2 separate regions of the Mus musculus genome follow, and region 1 is linked to region 2. A link is a loop called in an ENCODE intact Hi-C map of the cell type or tissue named here. Cell type or tissue: left cerebral cortex. All regions are shown on one strand. Each heading gives the region's core, and the rest is flanking DNA. Links, peaks and the distances in the headings are about the cores only.

What was found. Peaks named below come from ENCODE experiments on the same cell type or tissue, not always from the same donor. Only the 100,000 strongest peaks of a DNase experiment are listed, where the experiment ranks them.
Region 1: it touches region 2 in a loop (1.9-fold over the local background); 2 of 42 quality-filtered maps call a loop at or near these places.

Annotation. Positions count from the first base shown.
Region 1 is chr11:72,263,355-72,270,663 of GRCm38, reverse strand. Slc13a5 (solute carrier family 13 (sodium-dependent citrate transporter), member 5) reads left to right here and starts at 4,060. Exons shown (of 12, transcript NM_001004148.4): 1 at 4,060-4,200. The coding sequence starts at 4,099. 1700051A21Rik (RIKEN cDNA 1700051A21 gene) reads right to left here and starts at 3,820. Exons shown (of 2, transcript NR_045922.1): 1 at 3,139-3,820; 2 at 2,108-2,783. In left cerebral cortex, for the core only: a CTCF peak has its summit at 3,889; DNase peaks (open chromatin) are centred at 3,448, 3,931, 4,972 and 5,463; H3K4me3 peaks cover 2,017 bases; H3K27ac peaks cover 1,844 bases.
Region 2 is chr11:72,320,853-72,328,161 of GRCm38, reverse strand. No RefSeq gene overlaps it. Among named protein-coding and RNA genes, the nearest start is that of Fbxo39, 10 kb to the right of the region's middle. In left cerebral cortex, for the core only: a CTCF peak has its summit at 3,548 (motif pointing right); a DNase peak (open chromatin) is centred at 3,543.

The DNA of each region.
Region 1 (7,309 bases), core at 1,000-5,999, 57 kb after region 2:
GGTAACTTTGTCAAGAATAAAGTAACTGTCACTCCTAGAACATCTGTTTTTATGTCACTGCCTTGCCATTTTTGTTTCTATGGCTCTGCAGTACAGTTTGAAATCAAGTGTCAAGAACCCTCCAGCAGCGAGGTTCATTGTAAGGTTTCTCAGAGTAGACTTTGATTGCCTCATGGAAACATCAGGCTTTGTTAACTCTGTTAAGACTCTCAACCGATGCACACCCCCCCCCCCCTTTTAAAATCAGTGGGTACACTTTTAGAGGCAGTTTCCTACTTCGATGCTTCTGCTCAGGGATGGTGTAATAAGCCATTGATTTTGTTTGTTCCCTGTCTGATTTGCTTTGTATTTGGTATTTTGTGGAGCTGAAAGCTTTTGCTGGCTGGGTTTCTAGTTTGGAGATCGTCTTTGGAGAAGTGTATCTGCTGCCTCACCATGTCCGAGAGCATTCCCAACCCTGTTTTCATCACATCCCTGTTCGTAAGAAATCCACCCACCGACTGGTGCATTTTCAAAACTTTAATGTTGATGTTGTTTGGACCACAGAGTAAAAGCTACACTTTGAAGTTGGGGCCAAACTGGTGAAGCACTTCATTCTAAAACTCTTGTTCTAACAGTAGACTTTTGGTATGTTAGTCTTAAGATTAAAATGGTATGAAATGATTCGGCAGGAAGGAGGCAAAAATGATCACACGGTATAAACTGTTATCAACCAAAGATTCCCCAAACAATTCTATGTGCATCATGAGTATTATTTTCAGTTAACAATTTGGGAGTTCAATAAATGCATCTTAATGTTTGAATTCATATTTTGAGAGCTATTATTTTCAGTTGAGAGTGAGTGGCTGGAGAGTCGGCTCAGCAGTTAAGAATGCTTGCCACTCTTCAGAGAACCCCCGTTTAGTTCCCATATACTTTGGGTGCCTCACAAGCATGTGTTATTCAACTTCCAGGGGGAACCTGACACTTCTGCTGGCCTCCTTGGGCACATGCGCGCACACTCACACATGCCAACACGCACGTACATGTAACTAAAATAAATGGAACATCTTTTTAAAAGACATTAAGTACAGCTTTTAGTACAGTTTTAAGATCAAAATAGTATCCAGTGATTCAGATAGATTTCTACAAAATCCACTGTTTTCTAAAATAATCTTTATTCCTGATTACTTTCTTTTTTGCTTGAATATTTGGATTTTTTAAAAATCCCTTGCAAGGTGGGGTACGGGGTGCTGGAGAGATGGCTCAGTAAAGTGCTTGCTGCTCAAGCTTAAGTACCTGAGTTTTGTTCCCAGTACCCATGTAAAAGCTGTGTGGTAGTCTGCTCGTCCCTGAACCTGGTACGGACTCTTCATTGACTTGTGTTTTGCTGTTGTGACACTAGTTTCCAACATCCCTGAATGACCTTGGATAAACTGCCTTTGGAAGTTTACATTTGACTGATTTTTGGGTGAGCATTCAGGGTACTGGGTTTCAAGATGGCATCTTCATGCATGTGTGCCGTTTGTTTCTGTTTGTCCCTTCCCCTGTCGCCTTCTCTGTGCGGCGCCCCGCCCCATGGTTCCTTTCCCTTCCCAGACAGTCCTCCCTTCTACTTTTATGTCACATTATGGATCCTGTTGCTCTCTTTCCACTTCTGGTAGTGCTCCTTCTCCTCCAGCATCTTCCTGGTCTCACGACCCCTTATATGTTAATACACACACACACACACACACACACACACACACACACACACACAGTTTAAATCTGAGCTCCATGTTTGAGAGAACACTCTGTGATGGTTTTGACTAGCTTTCCCTGGCAAATTCTTTACCTTGAAGTCTCCACTCAAATGCTGCCCCCCTCTATGAAGCCTTCCTCGAACTTGGAAGATCTTTTGCCCAAGGATACCCACAGTGTGTCCCATATTATTGCAAGGGCGAATGCCACTGATGGCTGACTGTAAGCCACAGAGCTACTTTAAACACTCAGAACATTGACTTGGGGGTCTTAAAACGACTACTGGGAATCAAAGTTGATCTGATTCTATATATGAGAAGATGAATCCAGAATGGAAACATCCACCAAGGCCACACAGGGACAGAGTATGGATTCAGGCATTTAGCTGCAGCGCACACTTTATAGACTTTAAAGCACTTAAATTACAGCAGAATGGTTGACCAGCATCGTAGATCCCAGACTTTGAGTGAACGTCCTGAATGAGGCCTGGTAAAGGGTGTTAAGTGGGCACATGGTGATAAATAAAACGAAGATTAAATAAAAACTCCAAAAGGCTGGAAAGCTGGCTCCATGGTTAACAGCAGGACTCACTCTTCTTGCTGGAAGAGGACCTGGGTTCATTTCCCAGAACCCATATGGCTGTTCCCAACTGTCTATTATTTCAGTTTCAGGGACTCTGACACTCTCTTCTGACTCTGGGGTTATCAGACATGCAAATGATACACACATATATATGCATGCAAAATACTCATACACATAGAGTCTTGAAACACACACACACACACACACACACACACACACCCCAAAGCAGGAACTCTAGTTTTAATTGCCCTGGGGGAAGGGATGGGCCCAGGGCCACATAGATGCAAACAAGCAAACAAACCGAAAATAGAGAGGGCCTGAAGAAGGCAGTTGCAGACTTGAGGGCAAGGTGACAGGCAGGTCACAGGAACAGAGTCAAAAATCTTGATACAAATGTGTGTTCTGTTTTAGGGCCTTCGACATTCACAGGCTGAGAAGGTGGGGAATTCAGTAGTTCTTTCCTGGTGGTGGTGGTGGCAGGGCTAGGGGTGGAGAAGAGGGAGGAGAGGTTAGTCTCATATAATTCGTAGCAATTGCATATAACCTATTCTTTACTTCATCTCTGGATTGCTTGCAACACCTAACACACAGTGTAAGTGCCGTGCTAATAGTCGGTCTCTGTTGTATATAGTTCAGAGTACGCCGATGGTTTCCATGTTTAGAACAGAAGCAGCCATCCTAGTCGTAAACACGCTAACCATGTCAGCAACTAGATAGCATCTTGATCAGTGGTGAGAGCTGACTGTACAGGAATCTGGACTCAGCCATGTGTCAAGTAGCCTGTGGATAAGACTCCCCAGAGGAGAATGAGAGGCAGGCAGAAGAGAAAGAACTCACCGAAGTGTCAATAATGTCATTGCACCCTCTTGTGTTGGTGTCCCAAACAGGACTTAGCACAGCAGGTACTACACACAGGTCTGTTAAGGGGAGGATTAATGAATGAACGAATGCCTCGATGATGGTTGGCAGGATTATGCCCCCTCTTTTCTAAGGCCCCGTCTCCCACCATAAAATGGTACTAGCGAGGTGGTTGGTAAGTGGGCGGCAGCAACTACCCGCGCCTGGGCAAAGACGGCCGGCCTGCGCAAGCGCGTTCGCTGGAGGGTAAAAGTCGTTCGGTCTGCGAGGACAGTGACCGCCTTCCTTAGCGGTCCCTCTAGAGCGCCTACGGTGCGCTGGGTAGGAGACGGCACGAGGAGGGAAATGGGTTCTATGTCTAGAGTCGGGCTAACGCTAGGAGGAAGCCAGCGGATCTTGGAGGTGAGAAGACCGCGGTGGCGCAGGGCTCGGCCATCGCCTCTAGGAGACGCCCCTCCGGGATAGGGATGAGAAGGAGAACGCTTTGGAGAGAGAAGCCTGAGAATCCTACAGGCTGGTGTTTTTCATCTGGGACATTCCGGAGTCCAGGAGAGAGCAGGTGAGAGTACACAAAGGGTCCTCACGCTTAAGCTGGCAGAATGACCGGCACACCCTGCATGGTACTGAGGACCAGAGCAGCGCCAACGGGCTGGCAAGTGGTGAGGTGCCAGGGTCCAGTCCTCTCCATAGAGGGCTGGTGCCAAGCACTGAAATCTGCAAACGCCTCACTCTGCCGCGGGGTGGCAGAGTCCTGGGACAGACACTCCCCACAGACCCCGAGGGGTGGCTCCGCCCCAGGACCGCAGGGAGGCCTGGCAATGGGGGGCGGAGTTGTAGCCGCCCCCAATCCGGTGGGACCGCGCGTCCCCCTTTTAAGCTCGTGAAGCTTCTAGCTGCCTCGCAATCTTTTCTCCCTCCAGTCAGTCTCCCTTTCACGCGATGGATTCGGCGAAGACTTGTGTGACCAAGTTCAAGTCCTTTGCGATTTTGCTCTTCACCCCGATCCTGATGCTTCCACTCGTCATTCTGATACCTGACAAGGTCAGTTGCGTGTCTGGGCAGCCTGGCGGAATCCGGGTGCCCAGTGCAATAACGGGCACGGAACCCGGGAACGCTGAGCTGGAACGCATAGATTCCTCCGTGGGGACGAGCTCCCCTGGGACGCGTGCTCAGACGCTCCAGGCACCAGATAGGAGGTGCTCTGCAAAGAATCCGAGGGACGCACAGACCCTAAGGTGAACACGTCCTAGAGTGCACCGATTTCAGGGCGCAAGAGCCGTCCGGGCAAACACGGAAACCTGGACGTTAGAACAGATCTGAACCACACAGACCCCTCGACAGGCTTAGCCTCTGACTCAAAATCTCCTCCCAGAGTGCACAACCAACGCTAGTCCAGCTCAAAGATAATGCTCGAGCTAGTAGAGACTCTGAAGGCTGGGCTTTCTTTCCCTCTGTGCCTCTTCTCTAGGAAAGAGAGATTTCCTAGCTGTAGATGCCTTCAGGCAGGGAACTACAGGAACAGAGTGGATCATGCCTTTGCCATAATCTGGCCTTGATATTTGAAGCTCAGGTTCCCCATCTATGATCTATATTTCTTTCTAGCTCGGAAGCCAAGGAAGCCACTCTCGAGTTCAAATCCTGCTGCAGCCTGAAAGGCAGGTCGGGCACTGCCCACCGCCTGCTGAGGCAGTCAGTGTGAGGAGGCAGGACGTATTCCCAGAGCTCACGCCTTGGGTGGCATGGCTCTCGGTTGCTGGGGAAGCTGAGTCCCATTCCCTGGCCTCCTGGTGCTCCTGGGAGGAAGGGAGAGAATGAATGGCCTTGGCTGCAGAGCAGAGGAGGGCGGGAGCGCTGGCCCCGGCTCTGTCAGGCTGTGTGCAGCCAGTTTGGCGAGGCCAGGGCTCTTTGAAGCCTTATGTGGCTACCCTTTCACTCTCAGCCCAGACAGGAAACCTTGCTCGGATCCTGCTTCCCCTCCACAGGCAGGTTTGAGAAACAGTGGCTCTCTTCAGGGAAGGTTTTGAGAGGAGAGGGGTGTCCCCTGGTGGGCTTCTAGTCATTTCACATTGTGCCTTTCAGCAAGACCCTTTGCTCTCCGGGCCCCGGGTGCTTTGATGGGTACAATGGGGTGACTGGATTCTGGGAGTAAAAGGGGATCATTCCGGCTCCTAGGATTGGGGCGCGGGGGGGGGGGCAGAGGAAACATACTGAGCAGAGGCTCCACATGGGCCAAGGAGAGCAGAGCAACTGTGCGGACTCATCCGCTGCCACTCTGTTAGCGAGCATCCAGAGATTCGGGGCCATTCCCGTCTGTGGGAGGCATCCAGGTTAGGAAGCTGTGATTTTAGCTCTGCTGGCGGGGAGTGATGTTCCTTGGAATAATTATAGTTGCTTGCTTGACCTTTCTGGTAGAGGACAGTGTAACCAGGATCCCACTTTATCCCTGGCTCATGCATGTGTATGCGCACGTGTGCACACCCCCCCCCCCCCAACACACACACATACACTCAGAGAGAGACAGAGACAGAGACAGACAGACAGGTAGGCAGGCAGAGGGGGAATATAAATATCAGTGAGTTAGGTTCCCAACCGGGTGTATTAATACATCTATATGCCCTGGGACTGAAAATTTAGGGACTGGGAGGCCATTTTGGAGGTTCTTCCAAAAGGCAGTCTTCCTGTACCTTCTCTCCAAGTGGCTTGGTGCCTGGGAGCCTGGGTCTTTGGCTCCCTATTTTTGCCCTCTGTCCCTCTTTTTGCTCACCACCAAAGACCACCCTGTTCCCATTCACCATGCCCTTCATTGGGCAAGAAAACCCAGAGATACAGAACACTCCAGGACAGAGAGAGAGAGAGAGAGAGAGAGAGAGAGAGAGAGAGAGTCAGACTGTCCCCAGGGGCATCCTGACCATCACTGTCCCTACAGGATGATGGTCCCCAGCACACACTGCCCTCTGTGCTCCATGGCCCCTCTTCAGGCTTTCATATTCTCTTCCACCTTGCTTGCTTCCTGGCCTCCCCTCTGATCCACTTTTTCTCTGAGCCTTCCTCTGCTTCTAAAACCCATTTTAATAAAACCAGTGACAACTTTAATCATGTTACCTTGTTAATCTTGTAAGAAATCCTTATTTTCAGAAGTCTAAAGTATCAAGTAAAATAAGGTACCCTCATTGCCTTATTATTAATGTTTTAGTGGACAGATAGACAGTTCTCCAAATACCAGTCACACACACACACACACACACACACACACACACACACACACACACACTGGGGAGTACAGAGGGACAGGGGAGAGTTTTGCTTACCCCATTTTCATTCTGTAGCACGAACCATATAAGGGTATTTTACTCAACACTGGTCTATATTTCTAGTTGTGACTCTATCAGATTGTATCATAGAATGATGTCATAGCCACATCACTCTGCCTTAGTTGACCATAATGATGCCACCTAAGGCTTAGAACATGCCCCTTGCAGACCAGTGTGTGAGTGTCCTTAGATGAACTCTCAACCCTGGCTGATTACACTGTGCACATCTATGTGCACCGCCTTTCAACTGCGGTGCCTGCTCCCATCTCAGCTCCCAGTTGCTTTTCCAGACACCTTCTCAGTACCAGGGAAGTGCAGTAAGTATTATTTGTATGTGTGTGAGCTTGCACATTTGGAGGCTAGAGATCAACATCAGGCACAGTTTCCTCAGCTGCCATCCAGCTGTTTGTTGAGACAGGCTCTCTCAGTGGCCTGGATCTGGCCACACAAGCTGGGCTGGCCTGTCTCCACATTCTTGGAGCTGGTACAAGTGTGTGCCACAGAACCTGGTGTTTTCCTTTGTTCTAGGGATCAAGTGCAGGTCCCCATGCTTACAGAGTAAGACGTTCCTGATTGAGCTCTCTCTCCAGTTCCCTCCCCAGACTTTCCCAACATCCCATTCCTACTCTGCACTCTCCATGGGCACGGTGGGAGTTTGTATTAGGAAGGGTCTAGTATGTTAATTGATTCATTAGGACTGAGACATCTCCTGGGCTTCCTGCTGGTGGGTGGAAATGAGGAGTCAGTTAGCCTAGTGGTCCATCTTCTCCCGGGGTGGGTGAGTGGGGTGCCCTAGGGCATTTACTGTCCGAGTTCTGAGAATAAAGGTTATTAAGGAG
Region 2 (7,309 bases), core at 1,389-6,388:
TCCCTAAGTCTTAAAATCCCTTCATCAACACTAAGCCATGGAATATCAGGCATCTCCAAGTCATTTCCAGTAGGCCATCTTTTGATAAACACCTCAGCCAACCATTCAAACAAACTTTTGACACCTTTTTTAACTATGCGAGCTTCCGTATTAAACCTAGAATCTCTACTCAGAGGACCCATGTCAATAAACTCAGCCTGCTCTAGTTTTATGTTCCTTCCACCCTTATCCCACACCCTTAAAATCCATTCCCACACATATTCACCAGGTTTCTGCTTGAATGAATTAGCAAACTCATTAAGCTCCTTAGTAGTGTAGCGAATTTCCTCATGGACTACACTTTCTACCTCCCCTCTAGGAGCCTGTTTTGCTTTGAGTCTGGTTACAGGTCTAGAAGAAACTATTGGTGGGCCGTGAGCAGACTCTGCAAAATTAATTTCCTCATGTGGGGAAGGCATTATTTCAAGAGGTGGGGCTGAGGGTACTACTTCCTCAGGTGGGGCAAACCCTTGAGAATCTGAGGATTCAAAATTCTCAGCTTCAACATGGTCTTCCCACACATCCCCATCCCATGTTGTAGGATCCCATTCTTTGCCAATTAGAGCCCTTACTTTAACTGTCGACACACTCTGAGGCTGAGACTTGAATTTTCGCTGTAGTTCAGCCAACCTTACAATGAGAGTTTCTGTTTGATTTTCTGCAACTTGAGCTCTATTGCTACAAGAGAGAAGATTCTCCTCAAGGACACACTTAGCAACTTTTAGATCGTTTACTTGTGTCTGGAGCCTTTCGATTTTATCACACAACTCCTTCCTTTCATTCATCATTTTTTCCACAGATACTAAGAGCAGCCAGCCAGTAAAATCATTTTTCGATTTTTTCCCCATCTTGTAGAAAGCTTTGTGCACTGAATCACCTAATTCATTAAGAAAATCAAGGGCATTAGCTTCTTTAAGTTCGGAATATAGTTTCAACCATGGGTCTTCAAAATTCTCTGAGCTCCCAGGAGGGAGAGAATCTGGAGAGGTTTCAATAGTTGAAAGTGCTGGTGGATCAACAAGCCAATTCCAGAATTTTAAAAGATTCATCCTTGTACTTCTGTTACTCTAGAACCACTCCTGGTACCAACTTCTGTATTAGTCAGGGTTCTCTAGAGTCACAGAACTTACGGATAGTCTCTAGTTAGTAAAGGAATTTATTGATAACTTACAGTCGGCAGCCCAATTCCTTACAATTGTTCAGTCGCAGCTGTGAATGGAAATCCAAGGATCTAGCAGTTACTCAGTCTCACACGGCAAGCAGGCGAAGGAGCAAGAGCAAGAGCTAGACTCCCTTCTTCCAATGTCCTTATATTGTCTCCAGCAAAAGGTGTAGCCCAGATTAAAGGTGTGTTCCACCACACCTTTAATCCCAGATGAAAGGCATAGCCCAGATTAAAGGTGTGTTCCTTAACTCGGAGATTCAATCTTCTGGAATCCATAGCCACTATGGCTCAAGATCTTCAAACCAAGATCCAGATAAGGATCTCCAAGCCTCCAGATAAGGGTCACTGGTGAGCCTTCCAATTCCGGATTGTAGTTCATTCCAAATATTGTCAAGTTGACAACCAGGAATAGCCACTACACCTATCGAAGAAAAGGGCTATTTTATGTGTACAAAAGATTGCCTGTTTGAGGAGAAATTGGTACTAAAGTTTCCTTTTGTTGTTTTTGGTATACAAAACAATGGGTTTTCTGATCACATTTTCATGCACACATATCATTACAGTTTGTTCTTTCATCCCTTACTACCCTCCTGCCCCTCCTTGCTCCCCTGTTCCTCTCCTTGTTCCTCCCTGCTCCTGCTGGCTCCTTTCCACTCTAACCACTGCCCTTCTGTCATGTCATCTATGTAGGCGATATATATCTGTGTATTTACATATGATTTATGTAGTCATGCTTCTTTTGAGTTATTGTTGGTGACCTTTCCCCTTGAAACAGCGACATTCATCATTCTAAAAGCATCATAATTATCAGCAAAAATTGGGTTTCCATTGCTGTGAAGAAATACCATGACTAAGGCAAATTTATAAAGGACAACATTTAATTGGGGCTGGCTTGCAGGATTCTGAGGTTTAGTCCATTATCATCATCAAGGCAAGGCAGAAAGCATGGCAGCGTCCAGGCAGGCATAGTGCCGAAGGAGCTGAGAGGTCTGCATCTTGTTTCGAAGGCAAAAAGGAGATCTGCTCTTCTGTCCTGGGCGGAGCTTAATCATAACACCTTAAAACCCACCCCCACAGTGATGTACTTCCTCCAACAAGGCCACACCTCCTAATAGTGCCACTTCTCATAGGCCAACATATTCAAACCACCACAGGAAAGAAGCCAGCAGAGAAAGAGAAGTATTGCATGCTCTCATTTAAATATGAAAGCTGGAAAAGTTGGTCTTAAAGAAAAAAAGAGTGTAATAGAAATTTTGAGAGGCTGGGAGAGGTGGAGGCAAGTAGAAGTTGGATAGTGGGTACTGAAATATGGTTAGATACGATAGACAAGTTTTGTGTGATCTACGATAAGAAGAGATGCAGGTGGTCTGTAGCAACTGATCGGATATTTGTTTGAAGAATGAGAAATAAGAACATGACAGTACTCTGTGTCCTGATGTTGGCTATCACATGGACCTGGTCATCACTCTGTGTGTGCTCCGTAAACATGGGTGGTCAGGAGTCCGCTAAAGAAGAAAAGAATTTTAACAAAGTAGCAAAAATATAAAGATACAATTGTATCTTTGAACTTACTCTGAATACTTGACCCGAGTTTCATTGCTTAAACTAAAGGTCTTTGAGTCTGTTGAGCAATTAATTACAGATGCCACAGGTGACGGAACAGATTCTGGGTCAAGTTGGGTCAAGTTCCTACAGCTGCTGGCATCAGGGATAAATGCAACTGGGAAAAAAAGCCCACTGGACTTGGTGCTAAGAACTTTTTTTGTGTGTTTGTTTTGGAAACTCACTATATAATTCAGTGGCCTTGAACTCACGAAGTCCTCCTGTCGCAGCCTCTTGAGTGCTGGAATGAACAGTTCACTGCCATTCCTGGGCTAGTGATTTGGTTTTGTTTCCTGTGCTGAGGGTGGAGTCCAGGATCTCATGAAAACTAAGCAAGCGCTTTACCCCTGAGCTACGTTTCAGCCCAAGCTAAGAACGTTCTAATCACAAAACCTTGGAGAAGAAAAGCATGGACTGTTCGAATTGTGACTCCACCGGCTAGAGAGATGATGGACAGGATAACCTGAATAGAGGCAAGTTTAGGATAGGGATGCAGGTTATAGGGAGAAGCTCTGTTCTCTATGTACCACTGGGTGGGGTTTTAATGTCAAGACTTTACCATACATTTTGGCATGGGAAACTATCTCTACTAGTTTAGACCAAAGATGCTCATAGGGTAAAGTTTCCCTAACTTCCCTCCCCCAATCTTCAGCCCCTGCAATTTTTTTTTTTTAAACGCAGGTGGATGTTTTGCTTGAATGCATGTCTGTGTATCACATGTGTGCCTGGCACTTCAGGAGGCCAGAAGATGGCACCAGAGCCCTTGGAACTGAAGTTACCACTTAGGAACAATGCGGGCAGAGCTGCAATGTAGGCCCTGGGAATCAAACCTAGGATCTCTGGGAAAAAAAAACAGACAGTGCTCTCAACTGCTGAGCCATCTCTCCATCCCTGATATTCCGATGATTGCTCAAGAATTTTATATCTTACACAGCATTTCTAGGCTAAACCAAGCACCACAGAAGTTTCCATTGATTTCATTAGTTAAATGACAGAATAATGGTTTTCAAATCTTCAGGGTGTGGGAGAGCATTGCTATGAAAGAGCATTGCTCTGGGAGAGCATTGCTCTGGGAGAGGAATGCTGAGGGAGAACATTGGTGTGGGAGAGCATTGGTGTGGAGGTGGACTAGGGTTGACCCTTCCAGCATTTTCTAAGTTACTTAGGTAGTCAATCTCTCCTTTCTGGAGTTGTGGTGCCGTGGGGAACCATGTGAGTTCATTCCTCACAGACGCATTCTCTTGTCTGTCCATCATGAGCTGTGTTGGGGGAAGGGACAGGGATGGAGCCTTCCTATTTTATTGCTTACCTGGAAGACAGCGATCTGGGCTTTAAATCTGGAAATGATAGTCTCGTGTCTGTCACCAACAAGCTGATGACGCCGGGCAAGGTGCCTTTCTTTGAGTCTATTTCCTCATTGATTAAATAGAAAAGTGAGTGTTTATTGAAAATCTACAAGCCAGGTTCATGTATTATATTTGTTTAATCTGAGAAGTTGGCCCGCAATGGTTGGCAGGCCAGATCTCAGACCCATGTTATTTGTCTTCCAAGGCTAGGTGTTTTGGGGGCAATGTGGCCAATCATGTCCATGTTTAGCACCACAGAGTTGAATCCCAAGGTTTGCCTCCTAAGAGCCTTAGGAATATGGTATTTCCCAGCTCCTCTCACTTTACAGATCCCTAAAACTTAAGGCTTAAATAGGGTAAGCAACTTACTCAGGATCACATAAATGAGTGGCCTAAATTGTCTGAGAGTACAGGTCTGGGGACCCCGGAACTCGGCCCTGAGAGTCTTCCCATAAGAAAACCTGCTTTTGTTTCATTGGCTTACCTGCAGGTGATGGCTTGCTGGCATCTTAGCTTAAGCCTATGTAGCATGACTTTAGGTATTTATGGGTTAGTCAAGGAACCATAGGGCATGTGGCCCACTAGCAGTAGAATGTTGTCATTGGAAAAGATACCCACTTAAACACATATGTGCTTGGGAATCTCTCTGGCTGTGCATTTTCCCACGGGTTCTCCTGATCTTGATTCTATTTCCAGTTTCCTTTTTTTTTTTTTTAATTTCCAGTTTCAGGGGAGCCAGAATATTTTTGCAGTAGCTCTCCTTGTGGTCGAAGGACCTGGTGAAACCATTTTTTCAAGGGTCCCTGAGTTGAGAATTATTTCTAACAATTACACCAAATTGTTACATATATTTTTCACTCTCACTGACTCTGGAGGTCTTTGGGGGTGACATGGTGTGAGATGTGGTACCAGGACAATGCAGAAGCAGGCACGAGAGTTAGAGCATCTGTTATCCAGCCAGATGTGAATGAGTGGACAGACCTGTAAGATGAATCTTTTGTAGGAAACATGTTCATAAGAATGTACACATGCCTACACACTTTGTGTAATGCTGAAGTTATTTATGCTTAGATCAGTGGTTCTCAACCAGTGGGTGGCGACCCCTCTGGGGGTCGAACGACCCTTTCACAGGAGTCACCTAAGACTAACTGCATATCAGATATTTACATTATGATTCATAACACTAGCAAAATTGCAGTTATGAAGTAATAACGGAATAATTTTATGGTCAGGGGTCACCACAACGTGAGGAACTACACTAAAGGGTCACAGCATTGAGAAGGTTGAGGACCATTGGCTTAGATGGTGTTTGAGAGGGAAGTAACTGGTTCATACTACAAGTAAATATTAGGCCTGTCTGCCAGGTGGTCAGGATTCTAGCTGAGGGTCCTCTCTGACCCCAGAGCCACATGAACTGGCTTGCTCCCCAAACCATTCCAATTTCATCATATTATGATGACAGAAGGTATAATTTCCCATCAGACCCAGGAGCCTCCCACAGGTGGGAGACCCTTTGCCTTCACCAGTACGATTTTTTTTTTTCTGAATGGCAGGTAAACATTAACTCTGTCTACCAGTCAGCATCTTCAGGGATAGTCCTATACTATGGTTGTGATTTGAAAGTGCTTTGAAAAAGAGTTAGCAGGATGGCGAGATAGCTTAGTGGTATCTCAAGCACTGACTGCTCTTCTCAAGGTCCTGAGTTCAAATCCCAGCAACCACATGGTGGCTCACAACCATCTGTAACGAGATCTGACGCCCTCTTCTGGGGTGTCTGAAGACAGCTTCAGTGGACTTACATATAATAAATAAATAAATCCTTTTAAAAAAAAAGAAAGAAAGAAAAAGAAAAAGAGTTAGCTGTGAACTTCAACAAAGGGCTGACAAGCATAAATTAGTCTTACCAAAAGAAAGACAAGGGAAAAACAGACTCAAATGAGCCACCCAGTAAGGAAATTACATACTGTAGCCATCCACAGCTGCTGAGGAGAGCAGAATGCAACTTTGTGCACAAAGTCTCAAAGGAATAGACAAACAGCCCAATGAAATGGATAGTTTTATTGAAATGTAAATGGCCAATAAGTATTTATTATTATTTTTTTTAAGTATTCAGCACCTCTAGCAATCAGAGAGACGCAAATTAAAACTACTTTGGGATACCACCTCATTCCAGTTAGAATGCATCAAGATTCTATCATCGAGAAATCTGACAACAGATGCTGGGGTAAGTAGAACCCTTACTCACTGCTATACTCACTACTGGTGGGGAATGCAAACTAGTATAGCCATTCTGGAAATTAGTATAGAGGTTTCTCAAAAAATTGGAAATAAAACCACCACGTGACCCAGCTATCCCACTTCCTGGCATAAGTCTAAACGACTCAATATTCTTCAACAGAGACACTTTGCATGTCCAATGCTTATTGCTGCTCTTACTCATGATATCTGTGCGGTGGAGCCCATCTCTATGCCCATCAACAGATGAATGGGTAATGAAGATGCGGCTGTCTTAGGGTTGCTATTGCTGTGATAAAACACCATGACCAAAGACAGCTTGGGGAGGAAAGGGTTTATTTAGCTCACAATTCCATATAACAGTTCATCATCGAAGGAAGTCAGGACAGGAACTCAAACAAGGCAGAAACCTGGAGGCAGGAGCCAATGCACAGGCCATGGAGGGGTGTTGCTTACTGGCTTGCTCCTCATGGCTTGCTCAACCTGCTTTCTTGTAGAATCTAGGACCACCAGCCCAGGATGCAAACCACCCACAATGGGCTAGGTTCTCTCCCATCAATCACTAATTAAGAAAATGCCATACAGCCAGATCTTATGGAGGCATTTTCTCAGCTGAGGCTCCTTCCTCTCTGACAATTCTAGCTTTTGGTCAGGTTGACATAAAAGTAGCCAGTACAGGCTCATATACACAGAGTCACAGTAAAAACTAAAGTTATAAAATTTTCAGGAAATGAATCTAGAAGTTATAATATTAACCAAGATGACTCAAACTCTGAAAGACTGAAGCCACATGCTCTCTTATGCCTCTAATGTATACATGAGTATATGCAAATGAGGGTAAATGTGGGTAAACTTAAGGTACTAGAAAGGAGATGAAGAGAGAGTTAAGACTGCTAAGGGAGGATGTGTGATCGTGGGGATA